Regions from separate parts of the Homo sapiens genome. Here region 2 is linked to region 1. A link is an interaction called in ENCODE POLR2A ChIA-PET data of the cell type or tissue named here. Cell type or tissue: IMR-90. All regions are shown on one strand. Links, peaks and the distances in the headings refer to the core of each region. The heading gives the core; the rest is flanking DNA.

Region 1 (4,393 bases), core at 258-4,257:
TGCTGATGAAGCGAGACCCATCGTCCAGGAATGCACATTAGGGGTCCTCAGCACCCCCAAACCTGACTAGCATTAGCACCGGGTTGTGGAGAGAAGGCCCTCTAATGTGGTCTTTGCCTGCACGCATAGAGATTATCTATATGAAGCTACATCTGCAGAAAATGATGTTTAATCCAATTTTGTATTTACACTAAAACCCCAGAGGTGGGAGGACAGGCAGGCCTGTGACCTGATTCCCCCTGAGCTTTAGCCATGGGTCACGGCCAAGGCATCTGCCTCCCTTACACACAGGAGCAGCCAGATCCTGGCCTCCTCCAGCATTTGTGTGAATACGGTTGCCAAATTCACCAAAATAATTATAACTGGGAGAAGCTACACAAAAAGGGTAGGGGTGATGTCTAAAGTCTTTCTTTTAGGCGAAACTTCTTTTTCTACGCTCCCCGGTTGATAAGCAGACATTTCTTTCTGCCCTCACTTTTTATTAAAACTGCACTCTCAAAATATCATTTAAAAACAATATTTTTTTCAGTGCTTAAATAAAATGACATTTCAATAATATTGAACATACATGTGGGATATTTAACAATAACAATAGCTAACATTTATTGAGAACTCACTAGATACTCTTCTAAGTACGATTTGACCTGTATCATTTCATTTACCTTACAAAAATCTTATGGTGTGCACACTATAATTACCCTATATTATTAGATAAAGTAAGGAATTTGAGAGGTTGCATTGCCAGCATGAGGTGCCCCAGAATTTGAATTCTGGCAGCCTGACTCCAGAGTTATGCTCTTAGCTATTCTTTTCCTTTTTTTTTTTTGGAGTCTTGCTCTGTCACCCAGGCTGGAGTCCAGTGGCATGATCTCAGCTCACTGCAACCTCCGCTTCCTGGGTTCAAGCGATTCTCCTGCTTCAGCCTCCTGAGTAGCTGGGATTACAGGCGCCCACCACCATGCCCAGCTAATTTTTGTGTGTGTGTGTATTTTTAGTAGAGATGGGGTTTCACCATGTTGGCCAGGCTAGTCTTGAACTCCTGACCTCAAGTGATCCACACACCTTGGCCTCCCAAAGTGCTGGGATTACAGGCATGAGCCGCTGTGCCCATCCAATGCTCTTGGCTTTTCTGATTTTTTTTTTTTAGACGGAGTTTTGCTCTTTTCGCCCAGGCTGGAGTACAGTGGCATGACCTCAGCTCACTGCAACCTGTGCCTCTCGGGTTCAGGCGATTCTCCCACCTCAGCATCCTGAGTAGCTGGGATTACAGGCGCCCACCACCATGCCTGGCTAATTTTTGTATTTTTGGTAGAGACAGGGTTTTGCCATGTTGGCCAGGGTGGTTTTGAACTCCTGGCCTCAGGTGATCTGCCCATCTCAGCCTCCCAAAGTTCTGGGATTACAGGTGTGAGCCACTGCGCCTAGCCAATCCTAGCACCTTGGGAGGCCGAGGCAGGTGGGTTGCTTGAGTCCAGGAGTTAGAGACCAGCCTGAGCAACATGGTGAGACCTCATCTGTACAAATAATTTTTAAATGAGCTGAGTGTGGTGTTGCACACCTATAGTCCCAGCTTCTCAGGAGGTTGAGGTGGGAGGATCACTTAAGCCCAGGAGGTCGAGGTTGCAGTGAACCGTGATTGGGCCACTGCACTCCAGCCAGCCTGGGGAACAGAGCAAGAACCTGTCTCAAAAAAAATAAAAACATCTCCTGGCAGTAACAGTCTCATCTAGGATGAGTAATCTTATGCCAGTAGGCTAGTCAATAAGAAAAAAATAAAATATAGCTTTGCAAGTCACTAGTATTTATAATAAACAGTGTGGGTGTGATTTGAAAGTTATAAAACTTTTGCTCTGATCATAAAAACCTATGTATGGGTTTTTATGGTGGCTGGGCACAGTGGCTCACACCTGTAATCCCAGCACTTTGGGAGGCTGAGGTGGGAGGATCAACTGAGGTCAGGAGTTCAAGACTAGCCTGGCCAACATGGTGAAACCCCGTCTCTACTAAAAATACAAAAATTAGCTGGGCATGGTGGCAGGCACCTGTAATCTCAGCTACTCGGGAGACTGAGGCAGGAGAATCGCTTGAACTCAGAAGACAGAGGTTGCAGTGAGCTGAGATCACGCCACTGCACTCCAGCCTAGGCGACAGAGCAAAACTCTGTCTCAAACAAAACAAAACAAAGCCTATTTACAGAATAATATTTTGTGATGCTCCCCCAAATCTCCCAAACATGGCAAAATTCTGGTGAACAAAACACCTGAAGAGGAAGGACATGATTTATAAGAACTTTTTGCTAACTGTAGATGCGCTGGAACTGAAGTTATCAGTAGAGATGACACAGACATGAATGAAGGAATTACTGGTCGAACAGGCCTATCTAGATCTGATTTTAAAACCTCAAAAAATGAAACTTCTTGGGGTCATTCCATTGAAACTACTACTGACCCTGCTTGTCAAATTTCTTCCTGTTGGGGTGTGTACTCAATTGCAGTCTAGTAGCTTATGGACTAAAAGTGTTGGAGGTATGTGGGTGAGTAGATAGGTATGAATAGGAATAAGATGTTGGGTATCATAAACTATTCAAAATCATAATGCTTTGTGGTTGATTTGAATTTAACATTGTCCCCTGAGGTTTTGCATAGCAAACACAGTTATTTAATTTTAATTCTTTCTAACTTCTCTGTAGCATTTGACTTTGCTGAATACCCAATTCTTTTTCTTTTCTTTTTTTTTTTTTTTTTGAGACGGAGTCTCGCTCTGTCACCAGACTGGAGTGCAGTGGTGCGATCTCGGCTCACTGCAACCCCCACTTCCCGGGTTCAAGTGATTCTCCTGCCTCAGCCTCCCAAGTAGCCGGGACTACAGGCTCGTGCCACCACGCCCGGCTAATTTTGTATTTTTGGTAGAGACGGGGTTTCACCGTGTTGTTCAGGATGGTCTCGATCTCTTGACCTTGTGATCCACCTGCCCCGGCCTCCCAAAGTGCTGGGATTACAGGCGTGAGCCACTGCGCCTAGCCAAATACCCAATTCTTAAAGCACCCTTTTTCTTGAATTCTGTGACACCAGCCTTTCTTATTTAGTTTCCTTGACAGCTTTTTTTTCTCCTCCAGTCTTAAGGTTCAAGTTTCCCTGAGCCTCAGACCCAGGCTGCCATTCCCCTGACCTTGTCACACAGCCCTTCACTGAGCATGTTCGTTTCCAGGGTCTCACCCGTCCTGGACTGGATGTTGGTATGGATGAAACCAGCTCCACGGCCGGGCGCGGTGGCTCACGCCTGTAATCCCAGCACTTTGGGAGGCCGAGGCGGGTGGATCACGAGGTCAGGAGATCGAGACCATCCTGGCTAACGGTGAAACCCTGTCTCTACTAAAAATACAAAAAATTAGCCGGGCGTGGTGGCGGGTGTCTGTAGTCCCAGCTACTCAGGAGTCTGAGGCAGGAGAATGGTGTGAACCTGGGAGACGGAGCTGGCAGTGAGCCGAGATCGCACCACTGCACTTTAGCCTGGGTGACAGAGCAAGACTCTGTCTCAAAAAAAAAAAAAAAAAAGAAACCAGCTCTAAAGGATTCTTTGGGGTCAAGTTGAATTTGGTGGGTATTATGTCAAATGAAAACAAATGAAATCATTGTCTGAATGAAAAAGGTTGCAGGAAGAGTGCACCAAAACAAAAGCCCTATCTGCGTTCCTACTATGCCATTCCTCTCATTGAAGTTCTATACCTGACTCCAGCCAGATGCAGTCTTGCTCTAATCTGAATGTCTAAGAGCAATCTGTGTGTCTCTTATGCAGACGTATCACTTGATACATTTTATTAAATATATATGTGCCTACCCCAAGGCTCTTAAGGACAGAAACCACATCACAGATATTGTTAAATCTCCCAGTGTCTCTTCAGCTCCCGCCACAGGAGATGCCCAGTAGCATTTATTGACTGAACAAGCACAGTTTATCCTCATGGATATGCTGGCATTCCTTCTCAGAACATCTGAAGCTAAATTTATCTGTAAAACTGGCCCAGTTTCACAACTCTTCTACTTCTACCAAAGGCAACATCAGTCTACCAGTGGCCTACCCGGAAATATCATCATCTCCAAATCTTCCCCTTTCTTACTTCTCTGATATACTTTTCTTTTCTTTTCTTTTCTTTTTTTTTTTTTTGAGACAGGGTCTCCCTCTCTCACGTGGGCTGGAGTTCAGTGGTGCGACCATGGCTCACTATAGTCTCAACCTCCCACTGTGATCCTCCCACCTCAGCCTCCAGAGTAACTGGGACCATAAGTGCTCACCACCATGCCCGGCTAATTTTTGTATTTTTAGTAGAGACGGGGTTTTGCCATGTTGCCCAGGCTGGTCTCGATCTCCTGAACTCAAGCAATTCGACTGCCTT
Region 2 (4,393 bases), core at 70-4,069, 540 kb before region 1:
GTCTCTACCAAAAATATAAAAATTAGCAGGGCGTGGTGGCGCGTGCCTGTAATCCCAGCTACCCAGGAGGCTGAGGCAGGAGAATCACTGGAACCCAGAAGGCAGAGGTTGTGGTGGGCCAAGATCGCGCCACTGAACTCCAGCCTGGGCAACACAGCGAGACTCTGTCTCAAAAAATAATAATAAAATAAAGTTAATCATTACGCTTATAGATATGCTTTTGTCTAACACTTTTTTGGGTTGATTTTAGTTCGCATGCCACAAAAATCAAACTTCCTTGCCAATTTCATTATCTTTTCTAACAAAGTTTCATAAGATCTTTCACTTTTTTTCTTTTTTTTTATTATTATACTTTAAGTTCTAGGGTACATGTGCACAACGTGCAGGTTTGTTACATATGTATACATGTGCCATGTTGGTGTGCTGCACCCATTAACTGGTCATTTACATTAGGTGTATCTCCTAATGCTACCCCTCCCCCCTCCCCCCACCCCACAACAGGACCTGGTGTGTGATGTTCCCCTTCCTGTGTCCAAGTGTTCTCACTGTTTAATTTCCACCTATGAGTGAGACATGCGGTGTTTGGTTTTTCGTCCTTGCAATAGGAGATCTTTCACTTTTAAGATTATCAGTAATAGGTTAATCATCACCGTTTTAAGTATTTTGTCATCTACAGATAGTTTTCTGTTTTACTCTAATGCTTCCCTGAAAGCACTTGCAAATCAGCTACAGGCCAGAGTGCACTTGTCTTCAATAAAAAAGGGCTATGGGCCAGGTGTGGTGGCTCACGCCTCTAATCCCCACACTTTGGGAAGCTGAGGTGGGCATATCACTGGAGCCCAAGAGTTCGAGACCAGCCTGGGCAACTTGGCGAAACCCCTTCTCTACCAAAAAATACAAAATTAGCTGGGTATGGTCGCACACACCTGTGGTCGCAGCTACTAGGGAGGCTGAGATGGGAGGATCACTTGAGCCCAGGAGGTCAAGGCTGCAGTGAGCCAAGATTGTGCCATTGCACTCCAGCCTGGGTGACAGAGTGAGACTCTGTCTCAAAAAAAAAAAAAAAAAAAAAAGAAAGAAAGAAAAAGGAAAACTACTACGCCAGGTAACCTGAACACAAGCGTCTGATGGCATCACTTAAATAACTCTGAGACCACACCAGTGGACTGAGTCAAGATTTCCAAACAGCTAGTAGAAAAACAGATGGGTTCGTGAGACTGCTAACACAGATCCAGCAGAACAAGAATTAATTACATAGGACTGAATAAACTGATGAAGGATGATTATGGGTTTCGTTTAAAATATTGCTGATGCCTTAGCGTCCTATTTTCTGGATATAAGGAACCCCTTTCTCTTTTCTCTGAAGCTATCTATAACTCACAACAATTTAAGGAGACTATGTTTTTGTAAACCGAAATAAACACTTATCTTTTTCTCCCCCGTCTTACTCCTCCAGAATTCAAAAACTCTTATTATTTTTATTTTCATGGCAATATAGTTATCTGCAGAGGTTCAATGAGTCTGCCTTCTAGCTGGAAACATTACTTATGCAACCAAGGCTTTGACTGGAATGCCACATTTGAAAATATTCATTTAATCAGGTATGACCAAATACTTCTAAGTTACAGTTGACTTTATGAACCAACGCTTACAGTCCTCTTAGGAAAACTGGCCTGGTAACTGGCTTACAGAGTTCCCAGCCTTGCAGGTGAATTAAGCAAGATCACTTCCCGGCAGGCTCAAAAATCCTAGAATATTTTGGGAACTTCAAGACAGGAATTCACCCAAATTTATAGGTATTACAAGTGAAACCTGATGGTCAGTTCTTGACTTACCTTTATAGTCTCAAGAGGCATTTTAAAGTCCAATCAGATTCCTTAAAAAAACTTTCAGCAAGGCAATATTAAAAGACCTATTATATGATAAATTACTATTATTGCTACACCTATGTAAATAATCAGGCCCAATCTAATGAGATCAACTTCTCAATGACTCTTATTCCATTGTCAACAGTGACTGATTTTGTTTTAAACAACAGGGAGACTGACCAGTGCACATCACAATTGCCCATTACTTACTCATTGACTTGGCTTGAATAAACTTTAGTCAGGATTCTCTTCTCCCCACAAATTCCTAAACTTTGGCTTGCCCTAAGCTTAAGAAAGTAGATGCACAACTTCTTCCCTCATTCTGACCATTAGCTGACTGCAGAAAAAAAAAAAAATGCTTTCCAGTTAAATAGTCCTGGTCATGCAATCTGCTCACCCCTACCTATTTGGCCCACATTCCCACAAAGTTCCTGATAGCCCTGCTTACTTCTCCTTTCTATAAAAAAAAAAAAAGCCTTTTTCGGTTTGATTTTGAAGTGTGTTGCAGATCCTGTAGTAAGCATGTCCTTCTACTGCAAAAATCCTTTCAAATAAAGTCTCTCCTTACCTAAGTCTAGCTTTGTTTTTGCTTTTGGGTTTGGTCACTTTTTTTTTTTTTTTTTTTTTTGAGACAGAGTCTCACTCTGCCATCCAGGCTGGAGTGCAGTGGTGCGATCTCATCTCACTGCAACCTCCACCTCCCAGGTTCAAGCGATTCTCCCTCCTCAGCCTCTCAAGCAGCTGGGATTATAGGCACCACCATGCCTGGCTAATTTTTTTGGATTTTTTTTGTAGAGATGAGGTTTCACTGTGTTGTCCAGGCTGGTCTCAAACTCCTAAGCTCAAGCGATCCTCTGCCACGGCCTTCCAAAGTGCTGGGATTACAGGTGTGAGCCACTGCACCTTGGCCTCAGCTTTGTTTTTATTTACAGTATAAGTACTATGACAAACTACCTATTTGCAAATGCCAAATTTTACATTAATATGTATTTCCCTCTATCAAAGTCATCAGCATCTCTTTCAAAACCACAAGAAGGCCCAGGTAAAATAAGGTACATACAGAAAGTCCTGCACGTAAAATTACTGTCCAGAGTACAAACAATCTGGCTTTAGTCATTCATCTTTCTGATTTATAAAACGAAGGAGTTGGCCCAGGTAATTTCTAATACCTCTTCTATTTTCTTACTCTAGATATGAATTTAGTAAAAAGATTTAACTGCAACAGGACGATTGACAGGGCTATTCAGAAACACGAGATACTGGTAAACTATTTAGTGCTTCTCCAGCAGAAAAACAGGAACTTAAAATATTTTTTAGGCCAGGCGCGGTGGCTCATGCCTGTAATCCCAGCACTCTGGGAGGCAGAGGCGGGTGTATCACCGAGCCCAGGAGTTCAAGGCCAGCCTGAGCAACATGGTGAAACCCCATCTCTATAAAAAATACAAAAACTTAGTTGGAAGGATCACCGGAGCCTGGGAAGGTCCAGGCTGCAGTGAGCAATGATCGCGCCACTGCACTCCAGCCTGGGTGACAGAGACACCAGCTCAAAACAAACAAACAAACATAGGCCAGAGTGGTGGCTCATGCCTGTAATCCCAGCACTTTGGGAGCCAAGGCAGGCAGATCACTTGAGGTCAGGAGGTCAAGACCAGCCTGACCAACATAGCCAAACCCCCTCTCTACTAAAAATACAAAAATTAGCCAGCATGGTGGCACACGCCTGTAGTCCCAGCTACTCAGGAGGCTGAGGCATGAGAATCACTTGAACCCAGGAGGCAGAGGTTGCAGTGAGCAGAGATTGTGCCACTGCACTCCTCCTTGGGTGATGAAGCAAGACTCTGTTTCAAAAAAAACAGATTTTTTTAACGTATCAAAAGCTGAGATTCAGAAATAATTTCTCAAGGTAAAGACTCCAATAATCAAACCCACACTCATTTGAAAGTATTTAATATATCCATACAATGGATTACTCAGCCATTAAAAGGAATGAAGTACTGACACATGCAACATGAATGAACCCTGAAAATGCTAAGTGATAGAAGCTAGACACAAAAGGCCACATATTTTATTCCATTTATATGAAATATTCAGAGTAAGCAAATCCATAGAGACAGAAAGTAAATTCATGGTTACCAGAGGCTGAGGGAAGGGAGAAATGGGAAATGTATGGGTTTTGAGGGAGCAGGGGATGATAAGCGTTCTGGAATGAGATAGTGGTGATGTTTTACAACCCTGTGAGTATACTAAAAGCCACCGAACTAGACATTGTAAAATGGAGATTTTTACTGTATGTGAATTATAGCTCCAAAAAACTTGGTTTAAAAAAGTACTTGACAGGCCGGGTGCGGTGGCTCACGCCTGTAATCCCAGCACTTTGGGAGGCCGAGGCGGGTGGATCACGAGGTCAGGAGATCAGACCATCCTGGCTAACACGGTAAAACCCCGTCTCTACTAAAAAAATACAAAAAAAATTAGCTGGGCGTGGTGGTGGGCGCCTGTAGTCCCAGCTACTTGGGAAGCTGAGG

The links. ChIA-PET counts read pairs that join two places held together with the same protein. Peaks named below come from ENCODE experiments on the same cell type or tissue, not always from the same donor. Only the 100,000 strongest peaks of a DNase experiment are listed, where the experiment ranks them.
Region 2: POLR2A ChIA-PET joins it to region 1 with 6 read pairs; 2 of 35 experiments call an interaction of 5 or more read pairs at or near these places.

Annotation. Positions count from the first base shown.
Region 1 is chr12:12,792,402-12,796,794 of GRCh38, forward strand. No RefSeq gene overlaps it. Among named protein-coding and RNA genes, the nearest start is that of APOLD1, 8.9 kb to the left of the region's middle. In IMR-90, for the core only: no CTCF peak of the experiment used is centred there; no DNase peak of the experiment used is centred there.
Region 2 is chr12:12,253,093-12,257,485 of GRCh38, forward strand. The region is part of intron 1 of LRP6 (LDL receptor related protein 6); the gene reads right to left. Among named protein-coding and RNA genes, the nearest start is that of LRP6, 12 kb to the right of the region's middle. In IMR-90, for the core only: no CTCF peak of the experiment used is centred there; a DNase peak (open chromatin) is centred at 2,119.